2 separate regions of the Homo sapiens genome follow, and region 2 is linked to region 1. A link is a loop called in an ENCODE intact Hi-C map of the cell type or tissue named here. Cell type or tissue: IMR-90. All regions are shown on one strand. Each heading gives the region's core, and the rest is flanking DNA. Links, peaks and the distances in the headings are about the cores only.

What was found. Peaks named below come from ENCODE experiments on the same cell type or tissue, not always from the same donor. Only the 100,000 strongest peaks of a DNase experiment are listed, where the experiment ranks them.
Region 2: a loop joins it to region 1, with 7 times the contacts of the local background. A loop is called at or near these places in 12 of 110 quality-filtered maps.

Annotation. Positions count from the first base shown.
Region 1 is chr7:150,902,104-150,908,153 of GRCh38, reverse strand. No RefSeq gene overlaps it. Among named protein-coding and RNA genes, the nearest start is that of AOC1, 53 kb to the right of the region's middle. In IMR-90, for the core only: no CTCF peak of the experiment used is centred there; a DNase peak (open chromatin) is centred at 4,263; H3K27ac peaks cover 718 bases.
Region 2 is chr7:151,168,629-151,176,655 of GRCh38, reverse strand. ASB10 (ankyrin repeat and SOCS box containing 10) reads left to right here. Exons shown (of 6, transcript NM_001142459.2): 4 at 1-93; 5 at 359-544; 6 at 690-958. The coding sequence ends at 544. Among named protein-coding and RNA genes, the nearest start is that of GBX1, 4.9 kb to the right of the region's middle. RefSeq lists an enhancer at 1,600-1,894 and a silencer at 1,600-1,894. In IMR-90, for the core only: a CTCF peak has its summit at 3,920 (motif pointing right); no DNase peak of the experiment used is centred there; H3K27me3 peaks cover 604 bases.

The DNA.
Region 1 (6,050 bases), core at 2,780-5,279:
ATTCTTTATTGATTGATTGATTGAGACAGGATCTTGCTATGTCACTCAGGCTGGAGCACAGTGGCACAAACATGGCTCACTGACACTTCAACTTCCTGGGCTCCAGTGATCCTCCCAGACTCTCCAGTAGTTGGGACCACAGGCATGTGCCACCATGCCCAGCTAATTTTTGTATTTTTGGTAGAGACGGGGTTTTGCAGTGTTGCCCAGGTTGTCTCAAACTCCTGAGCTCAAGCAATCCAACCACCTTGGCCCCCCAAAGTGCTGGGATTATAGGTGTGAACAACTGCACCTGGCCTTGTCTACGGTATCCCTTAAATAGAAATTCTTTTTGCCCCTGAATGGTCATAATAAGTTAACTTTTACCTATGGTGGGTCCTCCAGAGTGCTGAGTTGTATCAATTAGATTTTTTAAAAAATAAATTTGATTGTGTATATTTAAGGCATACAACATGATGTTACGAGATCCATGTAGATAGTAAAATAATTACTATAGTGAAGTAAAGTAACATATCCATCATCTTATATTAGCACTTTTTTTTTGGTAAGAGTAGTTACAATATACTCATTTAGCAAAAATTCCCAATGTGATACACTATTAGTAACCAAAGTCCTCATGTCTGGATCTTTAGATTTGTCCATCCTACATATCTGCTATTCTGTGTACTTTGACTCACATCTTCCCATTTCTTTCTCCCACCTTACTCCTGGTAACCACTGTTTTATTCTCTATCTCTGTGTATTTGCCTTTCTTTCTTTTTTTCTTTTTTAAGATTCCACATATAAGTTTGATCCACTATATTTGTCTTTCTGTATCTGGCTTATTTCAGTTAGCATAATGTCCTCCAGCTCTGTCTACATTGTGTCAAATGGCAGGATCTCCTTTATAAAGCCTAATTAATATTCCACTGTGTATACATACCATAGTTTCTTTATCCATTTGTCCACTGACAGACATCTAGGCTGTTTCTGTATCTTGGCTATTGTGAATAATGCTGCAATGAACTTGGGAGTGCAGATATCTTTATGAGGTGGTGATCTCATTTTCTTTGGGTATATGGCCAGTAATGGGATTGCTGGATTATAAGGTAATTTTATTTTTAATTTTTTTGAGGAGCTTCTATATTGTTTACTATAATGGCTAAACGAGCTTATATTCTCACCAGTAGTGTACAAGGAAGGTTCCCTTTTCTCCACACCAACACCAACACTTGTAATCTCTAGTCTTTTTGGTAATGGTCACCTTGACAGATGTGAGGTGGTATCTCATAGTGGTTTTGATTTGCATTTACCTGATCATTAGTGATGTCGGGCATCTTTCATATATCTGCTGGCCATTTCTATGTCTTCTTTGGAGAAATGTTTATTCAGGTTCTTTGCCCATTTTTAAAGTGGATTGTTTGTTGTTTTTGCTGTTGAGTTGTATGCGTTTTTAAAAGGCATTTTCGATATTAACTCCCTATTAGATACATGGTTTACAAATATTTTTCTCTGATTTGTTGGTTGCCTTTTTTTTTGTTGTCGATTGTTTGCTTTGCTGTGCAGAAGCTTTTTAGTTTGATGCGGTCCCATTGATTTATTTTTGCTTTTGTAGCCTGAGTTTTGGTGTGGTATCCAAAAAGTCATTGCCAGGGCCAATGTCGAAAACTTTTTCCCGCTTGTTTTCTTCTAGGAGTTTTATGGTTTCAGGTCTTACCTTTAAGATCTTTTATCCATTTTGAGTTGATTTTTGTGTATGGTGTAAGACAAGAGTCCAGTTTCATTCTTTTGCATTTGGAAATCCAGTTTTGAATATAAATTCTTAATTTTTATATAGGGAAAACATCAAGTTTTGCCTTATAGTTTGTGCTTTTTAGGTCTTTCTTATGAAAGCTTCCCTGAATCCAACCCCAGGTATCAAATACATGATTGTAATTTTTTCTATTGCCTTTATAGTTACATCTTTCACATTGAGATCTTTAATTCACCTGGAGCCCACCTCTGCATATGGGTGTGGTGGGAATCCAACACCCTCCACCCCCTATTAAGGAGCTAGTTTTCTCAGCAATCATTTGCTACACATGTTCTTCTTTCTACACTGACTTGTGGTGGCTTCTCTGCCATAAACCAAGTTCTTGTACACACGTGGGTCTATATCCAAGTTCTCTATTTTGGTTTATGATGCCAGCACTTTACCTTCTTATTACTATGATTTTTGGGTTATCTTCCTTCTGGTGAGATACATTCTTCTTGGCTCATCTGGGATCTGTGGAAGGGTGAGTAAAAGCAAATCTTTCTGTCCTTTTCTTCGGAGTCCCTAAGCTCCACAATAGTCAAAATGAAAGAAAAATACCGGGCCTCTGACAGCCAGTTAAAAGCGAACAGTGCGGCTGCCGGACTTAAGGCATGGAGGATGGCCAGAAGATGAAGAGGGCAGAGAGATGATGGGACAGGACGACCAGCTGCAGAGAGGAGTACCCTCTACGCTGAGAGCTGCAGAGAGGAGTACCCTCTCTGCTGAGAGCTGCAGAGATGACCAGTGTGCAGAGAGGAGCTACCCTGTCTGCTGAGAGTTTCAGAGACCTGCAGAGACCTCCGAATGACTTGCCTGCAGACAGGAGCCACCCTCTCCAGGCCTCCTCTGCTGAGAGAGGAACACTCAACGGAGGACCTGCCTATAGAAAGGAGCTACCCACTCCTCTGAGCTGTTCTAACACTAAATAAAACTCTTCTTCTTTACCCATCACTTGTCTGTGTACCTCATTCTTCCTGGACACAGGACAAGAACTCGGGCAAAGGCGCCGTGGCCACAGAGGTTTCCAGTCAGAAAAGTCGACACCCCAGAGATCCTGTAACATCTTTAAAAAAATTATGGTAGTAATTTGGGAACTTTTATTCTTCCTTATAAATTTTAGAATAAATGTATTGCATTCCTAAAAAAGGACAGTTGGAGTTTGATTAGGACGACAATTGTGGTAATAATTGGGTAGAATTGATACTTTAATATTAAGTTGTCCAATCCAACAACACAGATTATTCTGTTTATTTAGATCCACTTTTATCTCCTTTATTAGAGGGTAAAAATTTCCTTTACAGAGGACTAGTATATTTTTTTTCAGGCATTTTATAGGTTGTGTTGCTGTTATGAAAGGTATCCTATTTTCTTATATGTATATATGTCTTATTTTCTCCTATATATTATAGGTGGTTAATGTGGTATAGACAAAGTGTTATTGGTCTTTGTAAGTTGACTTTACATCCATCCAGCAACCCTGTTATTAGTTTTAATAATTAGTTGAAATTTCTATGTAAATTTTCATATAGTCCACAAATAACATTTTAATCTCTTTCCTCCTTCCGACTTCTACACCTCCCATTTCCTTTTCTTGTTTTATAACAGTGGCCCTGACTCTGGCTCTTTGTTACATAGCAGCAATGCTAACAGGCACCTTATCTTCTTGCCAATCTAGATGGGGATGTTTCTAAGGTTTCTCCATTGGATGTGATATTTGCTTGGGGTTTTGGTATGCCGTCTTTAAAAGTTGAGGTGATTCTATTCAAATTCTAGTTTTCTGAATTACTCTTTGGCTCTTTGCCATGAAGGGCTGCCTGTCCCTCATGCCCTTGGCCCACAGAGCACAGCCAGGCTTCCGCCATGCCACCACAGGCAACTCCATGACTTACAAGCTGGTGGCTTACAAACAGGATGTCACTCCTCCTGGGAAGCATCCTCCACCACTGTCCTGGAGGGACATAGCTCAGCCCAGGTGGAGGAGAGTGGTGATGCCCTCCTGTGACACACAGACACCTCATGCACACCTGTGACCTGTGGTACACAGGCAGGAGGGGTCATGGAGAGAAATGACATTGGCTGTGAAACAAGGTGATTTGGCCTCAAAGTTGGGACCTGCCATGTACTAGCTGTGTGACTGTGAACAATTTATTCAACCACTCTAAACCTCAGCTTCCACATTTGTGAAATGGGGAATCTAACTGTTCTTGGGGAAACCACGTGGTAGTTTGTTAAATAAAATAGCCAGCAAAAAGTATTCAGCAGAGTAATAACTGTCCGCTATTGTATTTGTAATCCATAAACGAATATCATTCACACATTATGAGCAGGGTAAATGCTCTTGATAAGAAGTTAAGCAAAAGCTATATATAGACTAAGTCGACGTTTGTTTTAAAATTTGCATAAGTAAAAGACCGAGGAGAAATAGATCCTTTATATTTGTGTTTTCGAATTTTTCTGTAGTGAGCACATGATTACCTCATAAATCTCTGAAACATGTTTTATGGAAACAGAAAGCCCAGTGTGACTCAGCAGTGCCAAGGCTGCCAAGAGAGCTGGCGGTGGCCCGGCCGCTTCAGCGGAAACAGTGCCCGCACCTGGAGGTCCTGGGCCTGCCACCCTGGGCCCTGGCTGGAGCCCAGCTACACCAGCGCTTTGTTTAGCTCTGGGCATAGGTAGCCATGGAGACCCTGAGTGCCACGGTGGAACAAGAATGTGGCGAGTGTGTGAAGGCCACAAAATCTGCAGGACAAGAGGGCTGAGAAAGCCAGGAGGGGTGATGTGGGATGGGAAGAAGCAGGGAGCCCCCCGCCCGGTAGGCTTAGGGGGGTAGGGGAGAGGGGGAGAAGAGAGAGGGACAAATAGAGACAGAGAAAGAGAGAGAGAGGTATGGAGAGAGAGATGGAGAGAGGCCGGGCGTGGTGGCTCACGCCTGTAATCCCAGCACTTTGGGAGGCAGAGGCGGGCGGATCACGAGGTCAGGAGATTGAGACCATCCTGGCTAACACGGTGAAACCCCGTCTCTACTAAAAATACAAAAAATTAGCCGGACGTGGTGGTGGGCGCCTGCAATCCCAGCTACTCAGGGGGCTGAGGCAGGAGAATGGCGTCAACCTGGGAGGCAGAGCTTGCAGTGAGCCGAGATCACGCCACTGCACTCCAGCCTGGGTGACAGAGCGAGACTCCGTCTCAAAAAAAAAAAAAAAAAAAGAGAGATGGAGAGAGAGGAGGAGGTGAAGGAGAAGGAGGAGGAGGGAGTCCCAGCGTGAGGAGGCGCTTCTGCTGTGGCCGTCTGACCTCAGGGCCCACCTATTGCTTTCCTCGTGCCTGGCCCCAGCATGTTCTTCTGGGCACTGCCCTCCCCACTCAGCCACAATGTTCCTACAGGTCCGTCCATTGCCCCATGGTCCATGGTCCTGAGCCCTGAGATGTCTTTCTTGGGAGTTTGCAAACTGGCCTGGGAATAGAGACTCTCTCTCAGGCTGCAGGGCCTGCAGTGTCCTCAAAGGCCATGGCCCTGCAAGAGGAAAAAGATGAGAATGAAATCAACCAGTTCAGGCGTGAGCGCCCGGCCAGCTCCTCCCAGAGGCAGGTCCCTGCCCTTCTCCAGGGTCTGGTTGTTGAACGTTCCTTCACTGGGCTCGACTCCCAGGCATCTTGTCAAAGTTCATCTCCTTTTTCTTGATCTTGTTCAAGTTGAAGTTTTATCACTTGCAACCAAAAAGGTCCTGAGTAACACAAAATGACCGGTATCAGTGGTAAAGAGGAGCCTGAAGGAGAGGCTCCAGGAGAGGGTGGCCTGGGAAAGACATTGTAAAGGTGTGGCTCCTGGGGATGGGGGTGGGGCCCCAGCTGCCTGTGCTGGGTGTGCACATGCTCTGTCTCTCTGTCTCTCTCTGAGTCTCTATCTCCCTCCCTCTGAGTTTTCATCTCTGTCACTCTGTCTCATTTTCTCAGCTCAGTAGAGACATTGGCCCTCTTTTCCAAGCTCCCTATTTTGCCCTGTCTCCTTCACTCTCTGCTGCTGACCCGCTGCTAATATGCTCTGCCTCAGCAGCCTCCCCACCCCGCAGCCCAACTGTTCCCGCGCCATCCACGACCATTCCTGCAGGCTCAGGGACAAGCTGGGCTTTGACACATGCCCTTGACTCCTACCCCCTTGGTAACATTTCCCACCCCCACCCTGCAGTCCAGCTCTCCCTCCTGGGTCCCGATGTGGGCGGTGGCAGTATATCTGTGCCCAAGCTTGATGCCCCCTCCTTCCTTCTGTGTGTCCTGG
Region 2 (8,027 bases), core at 2,538-5,037, 270 kb before region 1:
TGCCCTCGGACCATCGAGGTCCTGATGAACACCTACAGTGTTGTGCAGCTTCCCGAGGAGGCCGTCGGCCTGGTGACTCCTGAAACTCTGCAGGTCAGATTCCAAGGCCCTGAACATAGAGCTTCTCATCCTGGTCCCAAGACTCCCACCCGCTAAACCGCAGCCCCCCATAGAAAGTACCCAAAGATGCACTCATGTCCCAGAAGAGAGAACTTGCAGAGTGAACACTCAAACATTCATTGTTTCTAATAGGTTCCTTCCGGTAGATGCCCCACCCCTCACCAGCCTACCCTGTGAGGAGGAGCCGGTGCTACCTGTCTGAGGCTGCCTCTCACTGAGCCCCTTGTTCTGCCCCCAGAAACATCAGCGTTTCTACTCCTCCCTCTTCGCCTTGGTGAGGCAGCCCAGGTCGCTGCAGCATTTGAGCCGCTGTGCGCTCCGCTCCCACCTGGAGGGCAGCCTGCCCCAAGCGCTGCCCCGCCTCCCCCTGCCACCGCGCCTGCTCCGCTACCTGCAGCTGGATTTTGAGGGCGTGCTCTACTAGGTGAGCCCCGGGATCTGTGAGCAGTCACAGCTGCTTGGGGTCCAGGGATGTGTGGAAGGCAAGAGAAGGGTTGGGGAGGGCCCTAGCCAGAACCGGCCCGTCCCCGAACCACCAGAAGCCTCTGAATCCAAACCTCTCCTTCCAGATGTCCATGGCCTTTTGAGAGGGCCTGAAAGCAGATGCCCCAGCCTGCAGAGGGCGCGCCTCTGCACTAACTCAGGCCAGGTAGCCCTGGCAGCAGGAGGCCCAGCTCCGCAGGCAGGTGTGGATGCTGCAATTCCCAATGCAGAGAAGCGGACCGACAGCGGCAGCCGGGTGATGTCTGATGAAGACACACTCCTACTGGGGCTCTCCTGAGGCCCCCTTCTAGCCTGTGCAAACCCTGTATGTGCATTAAAAATCTCCAGGTCTGTGTTTGGTGCTGTCTCCAACAGACCTTCCTCTGAACTGGCTCCCTTGCAGGGGAGTCGGGATGGGCGGACTGACAGGGGCTCCCTGCCTGCCCCACGGTTCCAGCTGAATCACCTTCCCCTTTGGCATCAGCCGGCTGCTAAGGGGTCCCAGGCTTGCCAGCTCCATGAAATGACAGAATGACCGCCAGGTGAGAACGCGTTTGAAAAGGCCTAAAGGAGGTGCAGGGTGCACATGGAGGCAGTGCAGAGAGTTGGGCAGGAAGGCACAGGAACCCTTGGGGTAGGAAGGTGAGGAGGCAGGAGAGCCACCCGGAAGGAGGGGCATGTGGGGTGGCCGATCGCAGAGGGTAACCATGGCTCAGGTGACAGCGAAAGGCCCAGGTTTAGAAAAACAGAACCAGTTCTGCCTATTGCCTGACACGGTAGGTCAGGGAGCACCAGAAGCATGCCTGGTTCCTGCCTCTTTTATCTGCTCCTTCCTTAAATTTAGCTCTGGCCGCAAGAGCGCTGAGTTGAAAGTTCCATGACACAGGTTCTGGTCTTAACTCTGCCATTAACTTGTGGAACGTAAGTCTCTTCCCTCTCTGGGATCACGTTTCTGCATCTGTAAAAAGAGAGGGAGGAGAGTCCCTGAGGGTCATTGCAGTATCAGGATTTTCAGAACCTGCCAGAGGCCCCAGCAGTCGGGAGCTGCCTGCAACCACAGGCGAAGGGCAGGTGGTCGGGACAGAGCAGCCAATCAAGTGCACCGTGATCCCTGACGTCAAGGGTCGCTGGACAGAGTTCCCCCAGGCGGCGGAGTGCGCAAGCGCTGGAGCTCGCGACTTTCCCGCCAACCGGCACTAGCGAGGCGACGAAGGGCGGGGCCAGGAGGGCGCGAAGGGACAGGGGTTGGGGCCTGGAGGGCGCGAGGCGGCAGGGGGCGAGGCCTGGAGGTCGCGAGGCTTTAGGCCGCGCGGACCAGAGCCCGAAGCCGGGTTAGGCGTTGAGAGGCGGCTGAGGAGAAGCGGAGAGGAAGTGAGGGGGCCCGGATTCCCACCCTGGCCTCACGGACCTTGGGCTGACCGGTCTGTCTGGCTTCAGGTACTAGGGCGCGGCTCTGGGACGCGGGTGCGGGTGGGCAAGCGGTGGAGGCTCCTCGCTGTGGAAACCCCAGGCGGACCCCGACCGCACAGGCCCCACCTCGCGGGCAGGAAGCGGCTGCCCCAAGACATGGGCGGGAACCTGGTGCGCGAGGCCCACTCCTGTCGAGGGCCTGCGGGGCGCCCCGTGGAGACCGCGGCTCGGGTGGGGGTCCCGGGGGACGCCCTAGTGCTCGATGGTTTGTTCCGCAGCCGTTCCAGGGCCTGCTGCGTTCAGGCACCGCCGCACGGGGGCAAGGACTGCCCTCCAGGCCCCCACCAGGGTCCGCTTGCGCGGGGTAGCCGGAGCGCGGCGCACAGGAGGAAGCGGCAGGTGCTGCCGAGCCCGGGGAGAGACGTGCGGGATGGGGGGTTGGCAGTCGGTGACAGGGAAACCTGCTCTCTGAGGAGGTGACATTTAGCCTGAGACCTGAGTAGAGCAGATCAGTAGGAGTGGCAGGACGGACCGTCCTGGCTGCGGGCGTGGGTCGGGGGGCACCTGCGGCGGTGGTCCAGGCCAGAGGTGGTCGCGGCGGGCGAGATTCGGGATCCCTGGGAAGAACTGGGGGGCCGCCGCTGGGGGGGATGTAGGGGGCTGCAGAATAGCGCTGTCTAGGGCGACTCGCAGGTTTTTGGCTTGGACCCCTGGACGGTGGTGCCAGATGCTAAGATGGGGAAGACGAGGAAGTAACGGGAAGCAGAAGGCCGTTGCTGGGGAGATGGCACTGGAGCCGCCTAGGAAGCATCTCAGAGGCTGTGGCCCTTGGCACGGGGATCTGGGGCCAGGTCGAGCGCAGGTCTGGGTATCATGCGAGTGCGGGCTCGCTGGTGCGGGAAAGAGTTTGGAGCTCTGCTCCCAGGGAATCCCGACTCCCGCAGATGACTTGCCCGAGAGAGTCCTGCTGGTGGATTTTGATGGAAATTCTATTTGATCGCACCCACTTGGTTCACTGTGTGCTTCCGGGTCCCCAGGTTTTAGGTGCTTCATGCCCTGCTGGGAACGAGACACGCTCCTGCCCTCAGTGAATCTTCAGTCTAGTCTGAGAAACAAGGGTGTGAACAACCAGTTAGAATACAAGGGGCAATAGGATGAATGCAAGATAAACGTGGGAGCAGGAGCTGGGGGCATGAAGAGGAGGGTGAGGAATGGGGTTGAGATCTGGGAGGGCGTCCCAGAAGAAGGACCCTCCTCTAAAGTGATAGGAAGATGGGGGAGGATTTCTGGCCACATCTGGAGAGCCTGCGATCATGGGATGCCTTTTTAAGGACGGGGAAGGGAAGAAAGGCGATGTGGAGTGGTGGCTGTGAAGGGGCTGTGCACAACTTCACATATTGTCCCCTTAGCGGGCAATGTCAGGAGGGTCCTCACTGGGGTTAGACATTCAGACTCTTGCGAGCCAGGGCGCTCCCTCCCCAGCCTCCTGGCTGTTGGTCCCGCGGGCCCAGAACCTCTCCCTGGTAATTGCTTTTCGTAATGTGTTTGCTCCAAACCAATTTCACGCCTCCGTGAGGACTCCGCCCTGCACTGAGGCGCGGACCTCCCCACCACCAACCTACCCGCGTGTGAACGCGCGGGCTCATACATACTGTACACATTTAACACAACAGAAATACAGGGTTCGGGTACCGGGGCACACTAAACATACTTAACCCTACACTCACGCACACTAGACGTTAAGACACTCACGTACAACCCCCCGTCCCCAAACAGTGCATTCACAGTTAAGCATCTAGAGGCGTCCCGCGCGCTCGCCCTTGGATGCTCCGTTAGTGGTTTCTTTGCCCTCGGCGCGTCTCCTGGACTGTCGCCAGGGGGCGCTGCAGCACCCCGCACCTCCTTCGCCGTGCCCGCAGTTGTGCGCTGCTGCCACCAGAGGGCACCCGCGGCCAGGCCCGACGCTGCCCACCATGAGAGGACTTTCTCTGGCCAATGAGTGGATTGGAGGTATAGATTTGTGGTCTTTGACTTGAATACTTTGTTTTTTTCTTAGCATCCTTGGTGCTGGTTGGCAACACAGGTCAGGCCAGATGATGAGGCCGCGGTGGGCACAGAGGGTAGATTAAAGATAAAATTCCTCTGTAGGAGCATTTCCCAAATGTCAGAGAATATGGACAAAGCAGCACTTTCAGAATTCTGTTTCGGACAATGAGACCAGGTACTTGCCCATAATGCGTCTGTTCAGGAATTCAGTAGGAGAATCATAGTTTTTTGCTGGTAAAGAAAGGAACTAGCTCTGTTCAGATTTGACAGAGGTAAGGTCTGTACTTGATACTGATGAGAGAGTGAAGTAGTTTTTGGAGTGCTCTGGATTTCAGGGAAAATGAGTCCCCTTCCTTTCTTCGCCACTCTACTCTTTGTCTATTTAGTGCAGGAAGAACTCGTTTTGGAAGGTGTTTTTTCATATTCAATTGACTCTTGCCCTTGCTTTTTGACTAGACAAAGTTTTTTTTTTTGAGACGGAGTCTGACTCTGTCGCCCAGGCTGGAGTGCAGTGGTGTGATCTCTGCTCACTGCAAGCTCCGCCCTCTGGGTTCACACCATTCTCCCGCCTCAGCCTGCCCAGTAGCTAGTACTACAGGTGCCTGCCACCACGCCTGGCTAATTTTTTGTATATTTAGTAGAGACGGGGTTTCACCGTGTTAGCCAGGATGGTCTGGATCTCCTCACCTCGTGATCCACCCGCCTCAGCCTCCCAAAGTGCTGGGGTTACAGGCGTGAGCCACCACGCCCAGCCCTTGTTGTTCTTATTTGTAAGACAGGGTCCTGCTCCGTCACCCAGGCTAGAGTGCAGTGGCACAATCTCTGCGCACTGAAGCCTCAACCTCCCCGGCTCAAGTGATCCTCCCACCTCAGCCTCCTGAGTAGTTAGGACTACAGGCATGTGCCACCATGCCTGGCCAATTTTTAAATTTTTTTTTATAGAGACGGGATCTCACTATGTTGCCCAGGCTGGGCTTGAACTCCTGGTCTCAAGTGGTTCTCTCACCTGGGCCTCCCAAAGTGTCGGGATTACAGACATAAATCATTGTACCCAGCCAGAGTAGATATTAATCACTCTCCCTCACAGATGGAGATGTCAAAGAGGGGTCAAGGTCACAGGGCCCAGTGAGGGGTCAGAAGAGGAATTTGATTCCAGGTCTTTTTCCTTTAGCCAGTGCTTCTTTCCATTTACCATGTGGCCTCAGTTCTATGTTCTATGAAAGGGCAGGGAAAGGAAATGGGTTGCTGCAGTTGCCACTATGTATGCCAATGTTACGGAATGTCAAGGACTTCACAGAAGTCACACTTCGTATCTCTAGCATGGCAAGGGAACAGATAGAGGATATAAATGGGTTATGAAATACAGTATCTAACAAACACAAACCACACCAGGTCAGTAGAAGTACTTAAGGTCTCACCTGCCTCTGTTCAGAATTGGTGGCCCACTGGGATTTGTTGGCACTAAGTTTTAAGTATGTACTTCCTGGCCAGGCGCAGTGGCTCATGCCTATAATCCCAGCACTTTGGGAGGCCGAGGCAGGCAGATCATGAGGTCAGGAGTTCGAGATCAGCCTGGCCAACGTGGTGAAACCCTGTCTCTACTAAAAACACAAAAATTAGCCGGGCATGGTGGCAGGCGCCTGTAATCAGAGCTACTTGGGAGGCTGAGGCAAGAGAATCACTTGAATCCGGAAGGAGGAGGTTACAGTGAGCCAAGATCATGCCACTACACTCCAGGCTGGGCAACAGAGCGAGACTCCATCTCAAAAAAAAAAAAAAAGTAGGTACTTCCTGTGCCAGCTTGAGTAGAGAATCCACTTTACTGAGTATAGTTCTAAGCAATAAGCTCTTGGCATGAACTAGGCGACATATATCTTCAAGATCAGAGGGTTATTTTATTTATTTATTTTTTGAGATGGAGTTTCCCTCTTGTTGCCCATGCTGGAGTGCAGTGGTGCGATCTCGGCTCACTGCAACCCACCTCCCAGGTTCACGCGATCTCCTGCCTCAGCCTCCCAAGTAGCTGGAATTACAGGCATGTGCCACTATGCCCAGCTAATTTTGTATTTTTAGTAGAGATGGGGTTTCACTATGCTGGTCAGGCTAATCTCGAACTCCTGACCTCAGGTGATTCACCCACCTCGGCCTCCCAAAGTGCTAGGATTACAGGCATGAACCACCATGCCCAGCCCAGAGGGTCTTTAAGACATTTTTTAGAGACAAGGTCTCCCTCTCTCACCCAATCTGGAGTACAGTGGTGTGATTATAACTCATTCTAACCTCCAAATCTTGGGCTCAAGCAATCCTCCCGCCTCTGCCTCCCAAGTAGCTGGAGCTACAAGTGTGTGCCACCGTGCTTGGCTAATACAATCAGAGGGTCTTTTAATCTTGAGTCCTTGACATACCAGAATGTGACAGGCTTCTTAAAGTGGCCTTTTATTGAAGGGACTGGTGGAAGAGAGATGTTTCAATATATATCCTTTTGAGCTTTTGGAACTTGGTACTATGTGATTTTATTACCTATGCAATAAATGAATGCAATTACTTTTAAAAATGGTTCTTCCTTCATGCCTTATTTGGCTGATCCTGTAACTGCTCATACAGGTTTAATTTCAGTTTTGTAGCCCAAAGTTGCCTCAATTTGTCAAGTCAGTAAGCCTCTGTTATGTATCCAACACCGATAAGCCCTCTCACTTTAAAAATACAATATACTTTTGAAGCTTCATCTTGCATGTTGGTATGGTAAAGTGCTTGGTTAATTTAGCAAAGGGGTGTTCTGAAGAGTATCTTTAGACAAGTTCTTTAGTAGTGAGTTGGAGTTAAGCTAAGGCACCTCTTCTTTCTCCATTGTGACATCTTACCACCAGACTCGTTCCTTAGAAATTTCACTGGTTTAATGTGGAGCCCAAGGTAGATCAAGACTGCATGGAAATGACACTCTTCTCTGTTCACTTCTCTGATGAATTGTCAGTTAAGGCATAACCAAAAAACTCCCTTCTTGAGTCCTGCCCCCTTCCTCAGTCCACCCTGGTGACAGTGTCTTTCAGGTACTGATTTAAATACATCAGCCTGACTTTAACAGTGTTCACTAGGCTAACACAACACTCCTGATTTGGGACAAATGTCACTGAGACCCAGAGTTCCCTCCTGCCCTGCTCTGTCTTGGCCGGGCAATCCTGGAACTTGTGTAGGTTTTCGTCCTCGCTGGAGCCAAATCACTTCCCCTACCTAGACTGCATCTTCCTAAACTTGCCTGGCTTTACTGTTATCAGTTTTAACTAGCTTGGCTCTACCCAGCCTCACCTGAATAACAATTTCCTTGTGACCAGATGACACTCACTGTAGCTGGCCAGGCTTGCCCTGTGTCCTGAAGCTTGAGTCACTCTTCTGTTGACTTGCCTGTCTTGTCTCTTTCTTGCCCACTGACCTGAGGTGGCTATCAAGCCAAACTGTCTGACTTTTGCCTCTAGATTGACAACTCTACTGCTGGGAATTGGGAGGAGGGGGAGGACGATGGTAAAAGGCGCCACCATTTCTGTGTCTCAGAAGGGGGGAGGTGAGAGTCATCTGCAATTAGCGGATAATTAGCGCTGCTGACCCTTGGGGCTCATCAGCGCTCCTGGGGCCAGCCCCCAGCAATCAGCCAGGGCAGGTCGTGAGTGTCAGGCCCGGGAATGAATAGGGCTCATCAGCGGCGCTGGAGCTGGGGAGCCAATCAGGGAAAATTAATAGCAGAAGAGAAGGAGAGAGAGCGAGGGAGGGAGACAAGAGATAGACAGACAGACAGACAAGAGATACAGATAAAGGAAAGACATGAGAAAAATCGAGTAAGAGGGACTGGGATAAGGAATGAGAGATGGGAAAGAAATAATCAGAGGAATAGGAATAGAAACGAGGACGGGAAAGGGAAGAGGGGTGGGAGGAAGAAAAAGAATGTAAAGGACGGGAGAAAGATGGAGGGGAAAGGT